2 separate regions of the Homo sapiens genome follow, and region 1 is linked to region 2. A link is an interaction called in ENCODE POLR2A ChIA-PET data of the cell type or tissue named here. Cell type or tissue: HepG2. All regions are shown on one strand. Links, peaks and the distances in the headings refer to the core of each region. The heading gives the core; the rest is flanking DNA.

Region 1 (5,381 bases), core at 272-5,271, 58 kb before region 2:
AGCCCCCCAGGCTCAAGTGATCCTCCTGCCTCAGCCTCCCAAGTAGCTGGGACTACAGGTGTGCGCCACCACACCTGGATAGTTTTTTTGTATTTTTGGTAGAGACAGGGTTTCACCGTGTTGCCAGGCTATTCTCAAACTCCTGGGCTGAAGCAATCCACCCAGCTCATCCTCCCAGAGTGTTGGGATTACAGACGTGAGCCACTGCATCCGGCCAAAGTCTATATTTCTTTGCCTGCAAATACGTTTAATTATCTTTCCATATATGTGTTCACAAATTTTATTTGGCGGGTTGTCTACTCATTTTGTGGGGAAGGTCTTGGTGATGTTTCTTACTTTATGAAATCATATAAAAAGGCTATTAAGTTTGTATAATATTTATTTTTGCACTTTTCAGCCTATTGGTGCCTTATTTTTGGTTATTGATTTTATTTTTATTTTTTACTTAGGGCAATTTAACATTGTATCTATTAAAATCTGTTCATCTTTTGATTTCAAGTGTTTCTTAGTATAGAATGTCATTTTTCTATCTAGATGTTTACCACCTATTTAATTTATTTTATTCTTTTTTATATTTTAAAATATATTAAAACCTTAAATCATCTGGAACTTATTTTGGTATAGGTTTGTAGTGAATAACAATAGGATTTTTATTCCAGATGACCTATATATTATTCCCAAAGAAAACTGCATTTTTCTTTCTTTCCCTTTGACTTTTATAATGGCTTTTTCTCATGTATTTAATTTTATTGTATAATAAGGCTTATCTTTGGATAAGCCTTGTATACCATTATCACACTGTTCTTTATTATGAAATCTAATAGCATAGTATTAGAAAGTATTATAGTATTATATGATAAAGTATACAGAATGCAAATTATTACAGTTTTACAATATACTGTTAAATGTTAGAGTAATTCTCCTAATTCTAGAGTCTTCTTTCTGAAAAAAATATTAAGTTCTACAAAACTTCCATGGGGATTTGAGTTGGAATAGCAGTAAAGGTATACATTAATTAGATAACAATGGACACTTCTCCACCCAGGGACATGAATGTCTCTATTTATTCAATTCTCCTCCTATCTATATTTGTTAACCAAACCTTATCTTGATTTCAGTTTACATTTCTCTTATGAAGGTTACACATGGGTCTCTCATACCATCATGGCTGGGTCCCACTAGATCCACCCTGATCTACTCAGATCAGCTCCACTTTTGTCTGCTTTATATATTGTCTCTAAATCATCTTTTAGAGTTATGCAATTTAACATGATGTGAAAAATCACTGGACTAACCAATGTGTTAAAATCCCTTCCACTCAGAAAAGCTTGATTCTATTGTCTCCAAAATGCAGGGTGCTTTCTTGCCTCTGCCTTTGCTAATATTGTTCTTCCTCCTACCTGAAGTGGATACCCACTCCAAATCTACATATCCCCAGCTATTTGGGAGGCTGAGGCAGGAGGATTGCCTGATCCTGCAGAGGTAGAGGCTGCAGTGAGCCCTCCAGCCTGCACTCCAGCCTGGGCAACAGAGTGAGACTCTGTCTTAAGAAGAAAGAAAGAAAGAGAAAGAAAGAGAGAAACACAAAGAAAGAAAGAGAGAAAGAGAGAAAGAAAGAAAGAGAGAGAGAAGAAAGAAAGAAAGAAAGAAAGAGAGAGAGAGAAAGAAAAAGGAAGGAAGGAAGGGAAAAAGAAACAACAGGACCAGCCTGGGCAACACAGCAAGACTCTATGAAAATTTAATTTAATTTAACTCAAAATAATAATAAATAAAATATATAAATAAAAAAAATAAATAAAAATAAACACCTTCATCAATGTCGCTCCTAAATCTTTTGGAGATTTCATGTATTACTGACAGACACACTCGTGGTTAGCATGAACAACTTAAGATTTACTGAAACATCCAGATTTATCCTGTGAAAATACAGTTAACTTCTTATATTCCAGTGAGTGAAAAGGCATGGATTTGAAGATTTGTCCACAGAGTGATGAATGGCTGTACTCTCAGTTTCTATCTGTGTGAAAATCTACTCGTCCTCACAGTCACAAGTTCTTTACATACTAGAAAATGTGTGAGAGATGGAGGTAAGGGGTGGCAGCTGTGGAGGCCAAAGTGGGTTTTTTTTTTGGTTTGTTTACCAACTAGATTTTGCTCTGGTTAAGACCGCATGGTACAAACCAAGAGAGATTTGTGTTTTCCCGTGTAGCAAGACATTCTAAATAAATGTTCCTTGAAGAGGGGACTTTTACAAACTTTGGCCTGGAACTTTGGCAAAAATCCAAAAAAAAAAAAAAAAAAAAAAGAAGGAGTGGACAGGAGCAGCATGGAACTGGGCTGGGGGGTGGAGTCAGCAGTTGAGCTCACAGCAAACAGCTTTTGAAGGTATTTTTTCAGCTCTTCTTTGTATTAATATAAGATATAAAGAAAAGCAACCTTTTTTGAGGGTCTGCTGTATGTCTGAAGTGCCCCCCTAACCAAGTCTCAGTGTGTAACCTCAATTTGACAACTGTTGGATACAAAGCCTTAGGCTAAAAGTCTATAATCCCACAGTCTGTAATCCCCTCCCTCATCCCTCTTGCCCCATTTATCAGGGCATCCATCTGAACTTCACAAGGAAAAGAACTTGGTACCTTTGGCCCCTTCTCAACCATATAAAAGCACCAAAGCAGGACAATGTAGGGATAGAAAGTATCTTAGAAACTACTAGTTTGCCAGGGCTACCAAATAATGTATGCCAAACTGGGTGGCTTAAAATAACACAAACACATTGTCTCAGAGCTCTGGAGGCCAGAAGACTGAAGTCAAGGTTTTACCCATGTTCTCTCTGAAACCTGTAGGGAAAAACCTTTCCTTGCCTCTTCTAGTTTCTGGTGTTTTCCAGCAATCCTTGATGTTTTTCGGCTTGCAGCTGTATCACTCCACTCTCTGCACCTGTCACCACATGGTCATCTTCTCTCTTGTTTCCCTGTCTCTGTCTCTGTGTCTCTTCTCTTCTTCTTCTTCTTTTTTTTTTTTTTTTTTTTTTTTTTTTTTTTTGAGGCAGAGTCTTGCTCTGCCACCCAGGCTGGAGTGCAGTGGTGTGATCACAGCTTGCTGCAACCTCCGCCTCCAGGGTTCAAGCGATTCTCCTGCCTCAGACTCCCGAGTCGCTGGGATTACAAGCGTGCGCCACCACGCCCAGCTAATTTTTGTGTTTTTCTTAGAGACAGGGTTTCGCTATGTTGGCCAGGCTGGTCTTGAACTCCTGAGCTCAAGTGATCTGCCCACCTCGGGCTCCCAAAGTGCCGGGATTATAGGCGTGAGCCACTGCACCAGGGCCAGAACTTTTAATATATCTCTTGCAGGGAGGGGACACAATTCAACCGGTAAGAGAGAGCATCTTCTTCCGCTCATTCCTTTTCGTTTGGTTTTGAGGAAAGTTAGGATCTCAGAGGTTGAGTTGGAGAGTCAATCTGTATGAAATGGTACATTATTATTCTTGGCAGTCCTAGTTTCAGGAGACTGGAAACCCATCTTGCTCTAGAGTAGGCTGAAAGGAGTTCTTGGATCACAGAACCTAAAGAAGAATGAACCATCCGACTGTGAGAGGTCCTCATTCCAGCCTGGCTTCCGAAGCTACTAGAACTAGGGGCGCCAGTGGGTCAGGATGTTTCTTATTCTCTTATTTGGGCTTCATTCTCTTTTGAAAGGATTTCTTTTAATGGTAGGTAACGTAGTCAGTTCCCAAGTTTTATCCTGGGAGTTCTTAGTTCTAGAAAAGGATTGCCTTCAAGGCTGGATCCCAAAGGCAGATGCCCTTGGGGAGAGAGCTGGTGGCCCATGGGGATAGGCGAGCTTGATCTTGGACCAGTGAACTTCCACCAGAGGAAGGGAGCACCATAAAAACAGGCCAGTTTCTGACCAGGCACAGTGGCTCACGCCTGTAATCCCAGTACTTTGGGAGGATGAGGCGGGCGGATCACTTGAGGTCAGGAATTTGAGACCAGCCTGGACAACATGGTGAAACCCTGTCTCTACCAAAAATACAAAAAGTAGCCAGGCATGGTGGTGCATACCTGTAATCCCAGCTACTCGGGAGGCTGAGGCAGGAGAATCACTTGAACCCAGGAGGTGGAGGTTGCAGTGAGCCGAGATGGCGTCACTGCACTCCAGCCTGGGCGACTGAGCGAGGCTCTGTCTCAAAAATAAACAAATTAAAAAAAGGGCAGTTTCTGCAGGAGTCTCACAGGGGAAGACAAGGGGAACAGGAGGCTGAGGAGACAATATGAGAGATGTCCACTATAAAAAGATAATTCAAGGGCGAAAATCCAATTTTTATGTAAATTATCCAGATGGGCTCCAATGCTTATTCATATTCACCAAAGAAATTGCTCCGTTCTCTATTTTATGTCATTTAGGAGATCAGGTTTATGTCTGTGCCCCAGGGAAAGGACCCATGACATTTACTACATTTGAATTCAAATAGTAATTTTAGATTAATTTGAAAATTGATTAGGTCAGATGTTTCTACAGACATGTTTTTGCCCTTTTATGCTATAGGGGGTCAAATATCCATTTATGGGTCCAGGATTTATTTGTAAAAACAGACTTTCAAGTCAATTACTAACATCCACTGGAGTTTAAACATGACCATTTTTAAAGTGCATATTTTCTCAAAAATATCCTTCTTTTAATTTCTTTTAAAGCATTTGTTTATGAGAAACAGGTAACTATGCAAACTCTAGGACTGTCATAAATGAATTAAATGTACTTATTTCTGGATTATCACTACTGATTGTCAGGCTTAATCAGTTAGAAAGTAAAAGTAATTTTTACCTCTTTCTGCTAAACTAGAGGACAGAGTGAGTATGGGAAGATGACCTTTTTCCTAGCAAAACGGCAAATTCTCAAGGTCCTAAATGACAGATTGCTCTCCTGAGTCCCCGGCTTGGCTCCCAGTTGCCAAAAGGCCATCTTCATCGGGATATGTGCGGACACCGCACACTCAGCTCGTGCAGAACAACTTCACCCCAAGGCTCCTCCAGCACTCGCTCCGTCAATGCCATCATCATCATCCATGCTGGGCAAACCTAGGACCCAGACTCCTCTTTCTTTTCCCCCCTTTCCCTGCCTTCCATGTGTCCTCCAAGTTTGACTCAGGACACTACCTATGTCAGTGGTTTCCAAACTTGTCTGAGGATCCGAATCCCCTGAAAGACTTTTTTTTTTTTCTTGAGATAGCTGGAGTGCAGAGCTGTGACGTTGGCTCACTGCAACCTCCGCCTCCTGGGTTCAAGCAATTCTCCTGCCTCAGCCTCCCGAGCAGCTGGGATTACAGGCACATGCCACCATGCCTGGCTAATTTTTGTATTTTTTGTAGAGATGGGGTTTCACCATGT
Region 2 (5,381 bases), core at 279-5,278:
ACCAGCTGATTAGCCACATTACATTTGTATCCTGTGGTTTTGTCTAAAGGTGCTTAGAGTATGTGGTCCCACTTTTTTTTTTTTTTTTTGAGATGGAGTCTTGCTCTGTTGCCCACACTGGAGTGCAGCGATGCGATATCAGCTCACTGCAACCTTCGCCTCCTGGGTCCAAGCAATTCTCAGGGTTCAGCTTCCCAAGTAGCTGGGATTACAGGTACCCGCCACCATGCCCGACTAATTTTTGTATTTTTAGTAGAGATGGGGTTTCACCATGTTGGCCAGGCTGGTCTTGAACTCCTGACCTCAGGTGATCCGCCTGCCTCGGCCTCCCAAATTGCTGGGATTACAGATGCGAGCTACCGTGCCTGGCCTGTGGTCCCACATTTTAAGAAAAACAGAAGGACTGGCCAAAGTATAGAAAGTCTCATTATAGATGAAAACAATCAGAGATGCAATAGCTAAGGTGAGAATGTAAAAACGAATCTGTTGTTTATTGCTTATGCGTTGGAAGAAGCAATTTCAGAAGTTAACTCAGTGGGAAAATATCTTGGAAGATACCATATACAAAACAGTCTATTCTGGCATGGGAATAAGAAATCAAAATGTGCTCAGAAAAAGTTTGTTTTGGGGGGAATTAAGAATTTCAGAATTGTTACCTAAGCTTTAAAACATTCCATTTTAGTTAGATAGGAGAGATTTAATTATCACTATCTTTTAGATGTTGATGAGGATTATTTAAGTATAAAGCTGGAGCTTCCATCCTACTTGGAAGCAGAAAGGAAGAAGGCACACAGCACTCCTCGGATGGCTCAGGGTGATGCCTTGGCGCCCCTTTTCTCGGAACACAATGGTGATGAGCAATTTTTGAATTGCTTTGTGAAAAGATAAAGTTTCAAGACTAAAACCACAGAGCTCAGGCACCCTCCCAGGGTACTTTGTAACCCTGTGGTTTGTGACTTGGGACTGAACAAATCATGTTCACAGAAGGGCTGGCAGGCAGCAACCCAACTCAAGATTAATTTATGGTTATTAAATATCATTGAAAATTTCTGCCCATTTTTCCCTTGTATTGATACATTATATATATTTTTGAGACCGAGTCTTGCTCTGTCACCCAGGCTAGAGTGCAGTGGCATGATCTCAGCTCACTGCAGCCTCCACCTCCTGGGTTCAAGAGATTTGCCTGCCTCAGCCTCCTGAGTAGCTGAGATTACAGGTGCGTGCCATGACGCCTGGCTAATTTTTCTATTTTTAGTAGGGACAGGGTTTTGCCATGTTTCCCAGGCTGGTCTCGAATTCCTGGGCTCAAGTGATCCACCCACTCGGACTCCCAAACTGCTGAGATTAGAAGCATGAGCCACCACACCTGGCCTAATATTTTATATTCTTATGGGGTATATATGAGTGTTTATTATGTGCCTGGAATGTGTAGTGATCAAGTCAGGGTACCTGGGGTGTCCATTATCTTGAGTATTTATCATTACTACTGTATGTTGGTATCATTTCAAGTACACCCCACTCTCTTCCTGTTACTTTGAAGTATACAAAATATTGTTGCTGAGTATAGTCATCCTAGTTTGCTATCAAACATTAGAGCTTATTTCTTCGTCTAACTGTATGTTTGTACCCATAACCAACCTTTCTTCATAACCTCCTCCCAGCCACCCATCCTTCCCAGCCTCTGGTATCTACCATTTATTCTGTCTATGAGGGTAAGCTTTTTAGCTTCCACATGAGAGTGAGAACATGCAGCATTAGTCTTTCCGTGCCCAGCTTATTTCACATAATAACTTCCACTTCCATCCATGCTGCTGTAAATGACATTATTTCATTCTTTTTTAATGGCTAAGTAGTATTCCACTCTCTATACATACCACATTTTCTTTAACCATTTGTCTGTAGATGCCCTAAAGCCAGTTTAGGAAAGAAACTAATTTCTTTCCTGAACTTATTTCTGTGTATGTAATTCAAGAAAAAGCAATTCTTTTGTAAATAACAAACATTTGTAGCAGGACTGGAGTGAATCTGATTCCGTACTCAACGTAACTTTGCACAGTACAATAAAGAAGTAAGGGAGTCCTTGAATTCTTCAGGAAATTTGCCAGACTTTATTGTGTGTTCATTTGAATGAATCTTGCCAAAGCTCAGAAATATGATAAAGTTTCCAAGTGAGAAAAAAGAATGGGGGGAAAAGTATCAAATCCTTCATTCCAATAATCTTTAAACAAAAGACTCAACAGCCGGATCAATTTCACTGGGACAAAAAATCTATTTTAATTAGTTCTATTTAGTGACATCCAAAAGAATGAGTCATGCCCTTATTCTAACCACAGTGAAGGCACTACAGAGAAGTCTTGGGAAGAGGGAGCAAGGAGAGCTCCAATTCTGATGTTTTTTGGCATATAATGTTCACCTTTGGTTTCACACGGTTTCCTAGGAGGTGAGACAGGCTAGAAAGGTGAGGAAGGGAAGGACAGAAAGTTGTCATCAACCAAGCACAATCTTCTTCCTGAGTGGAACGCGCCTTCAACACTTTCCTGGGGGAATAATGAGTGTGCTGCTCCGCACCTGGGTATGCACACCATCTACGGTGTGATCCCTGAAGGAGCAACGTCAGCAAGCCAGACATTTCCTTTCAGATGCCCACGTTTGTCCAAGCTGTCACCTAAGCTTTAACATTTTTATTTTATGCATTTTGAATAGCCGCAGACCTCTGATTATTAGTAGAAGTGGTCCCTGATGGCTATAGTGAGAGGCACGGGAAACAGACAATACTTGCTGGGTCATTACCGAGGAGCCACTGAGAGGGAATGTTTGCTTTGTATAGTGGTTTTATCTTAGGACACTGGATCTGTTTTTGATTGTTCAAGCAGGGTCAAACGATGGGTTTTGAACCACTGCCCACTAGCCCAGAACTGTATTTAGCAATTCACAAAGAAGAAAGAGGCCTTGGATTGGGGGGTGGGTAAGGGGTAGAAATGCCATTCCATTAGAGAATTAGGAAAGAGCTGGCTCTATTATACTTGGACTAAAAAGAATTATGACAAAATCATAGCTTTTAATACCCAAACAATTATCTTTACTTATTAGAAAAAATTACCTCATTATCCTCAAGTACCTGTCTGTTCAAATAGCTGGTATCATCTTTCGGAATGGGCCAAAGTTCATTTTACCCGTGACTGAAATGAAAAGGGCATCCTTTGGTTTGGGGCATAAAGGTTGGGGTAATACTGAGAGTCAACAGATCTGAGTTGAGTCTTGGCTTTTGTAGTTATTAGCTGCACAACTTGAGCAGGTTGTCGACTTCTCTGGGCAGAGTTCTTGCAGCTCTTCAACAAAAATACTACCCACCTCCCTGGGTTGATGCCAGCATGACATGTGATGGGGGTGGCAAAATGACATGTGCCAGCTATGAAATGAGAGGCAGTGCCACAGGGTGGCAAGGCAGTTCTGTAGCCTTGCAGACCAGGGCCACCCCTCAGTGACCAAGGGGTAGGCTCCGTCCTCTTGAAGCCTTGTGGCCCTTATGGGACAACACTTGGCTCCAGAGGTGCTGTGACCACCCATGCAAAGTGCTTAGCACAATGCCCGATACATTGGAAGTAATTACCATAGGCCTGTGTCCTGCCCTGCAGGCCCCGTATATAAGATCTGGAGGAATTCTTGTTAGGGAGTAGGTAATAAAGGATTTAAGGGTATGCATTAATAATGCTAAGGATGTATCCCTGAGTAGGACCTGAGTCCTAACTACAGTGATTAAGGTATAATTGGACTTATATGACCTACTTGGAGAGCATGTGAAAACTCACCAAAAGCTGGAAAAATACTGTCCAAGAGAGATGGGAGAATCAAACACACTTATTCTGGAGAAAAATGACAAATGGCAGAAATGTAACATAATGGGTTCCTGACATAAAAAGAGAATTGCTAGGCCAACTAGCAATTGGGGAAATAGCAATTATTTCCCCACAGCCTTACTGGGGAATGGAAGACATTGGCAACACACAAGCTCACACCAAAAGATGAAACAACATTTTATCAACACTTGAGTTTATGGGTTTCTTTGTTAAACTAGTCTCCCTTACTTCATTTTCTAGAGTTTTATTTTTTCTGAAATAACAAAGATCAAAGATGCAGTTATGGCTCAAACTTAACACAGCTCCCGCTCCTCAGCAAAAAACACATACAAACACCCCCAAACAACATCCACAACTCAAAACAAACAATTTCACACTTTGTTTTAATGTAATTTCATTTATGGTTCCCTTATCTTTCTCACCATAGCCTAGGTCTTTAGTGTTTTAGCAACAAAGCCTCAACAAAAAAACTTGGCCAGACGAGGTGGCTCACTTGAGGTCAGGAGTTTGAGACCAGCCTGGCCAACACGGTAAAACCCCATCTCTATTAAAATACAAAAATTAGGCTGGGCGTGGTGGCTCCCGCCTGTAATCTCAGCACTTTGGGAGGCTGAGGCGGGTGGATCACCTGAGGTCAGGAGTTCGAGACCAGCCTGGCCAACATGGTGAAACCCTGTCTCTACTAAAAATAAAAAAACTAGCTGGGCATGGTGGTGGACGCCTGTAATCCCAACTGCTTGGGAGGCTGAGGCAGGAGAATTGCTTGAACCCAGGAGACAGAGGTTGTAGTGAGCCCACACAGTGCCGCTGCACTCCAGCCTTGGCAACAGAGTAAGACTCTGTCGCAAATAAATAAATACATAAATAAAATACAAAAATCAGCGGGGCGTGGTGGCACACACCTGTAATCCCAGCTACTTGGGAGGGTGAGGCAAGAGAATTGCTTGAACCCGGGAGGCGGAGGTTGCAGTGAGCAGAGATCACGCCACTGAACTCCAGCCTAGGTGATAGCGCGAGACTCTGTCTCAAACAACAACAACAACAACAAGTCCTCAAGTGGACTCCTGGTAGTGAAACAAATGAAATGAGAATCCTGGGTGCCTGGCTTGGAGCCGTAACTCAGAGATGGTTGAAGAAGAAGGTCTTTAGGCCACAAAAGCTCATCTGCAAAGGCCGAGAATATGCTGGCAAGAGGGAGAGGTTCTGGGCTCAGGAACAGGAGTCAGTGGGGAGAAGGAGGCGGGGTGCTTGCGGGGAAAGAATGTGTCTTTAGAATATGGTGAGGACATGTTTGATCCCTGGGGTAGGAGAAGCAGCCCTGAGCCTTTCAAGCTTCTGATTAGGAGTTGTCTCCCAGGGAAGAGGTTTAGGAATGTGGTCATTTTTCTTCACGATGGGGAGTCAGGATAGAAGCCAGCAGGTATGGCTGCAGTGCTGTGGCGTGGACATGAATAAGACCGAGAGTCCCCAGGTCTGGGCTGCCTAAGACAGCTCAGAGTCAAAGCCCAACCTGAGACTGTGCAA

What was found. Peaks named below come from ENCODE experiments on the same cell type or tissue, not always from the same donor. Only the 100,000 strongest peaks of a DNase experiment are listed, where the experiment ranks them.
Region 1: POLR2A ChIA-PET joins it to region 2 with 7 read pairs; 3 of 35 experiments call an interaction of 5 or more read pairs at or near these places.

The regions. Positions count from the first base shown.
Region 1 is chr6:151,151,537-151,156,917 of GRCh38, reverse strand. No RefSeq gene overlaps it. Among named protein-coding and RNA genes, the nearest start is that of MIR12131, 52 kb to the right of the region's middle. In HepG2, for the core only: no CTCF peak of the experiment used is centred there; a DNase peak (open chromatin) is centred at 2,317.
Region 2 is chr6:151,093,884-151,099,264 of GRCh38, reverse strand. The region is part of intron 27 of MTHFD1L (methylenetetrahydrofolate dehydrogenase (NADP+ dependent) 1 like); the gene reads right to left. The region is part of intron 3 of LOC124901432 (a long non-coding RNA gene); the gene reads left to right. Among named protein-coding and RNA genes, the nearest start is that of MIR12131, 6.1 kb to the left of the region's middle. In HepG2, for the core only: no CTCF peak of the experiment used is centred there; DNase peaks (open chromatin) are centred at 2,864 and 3,154.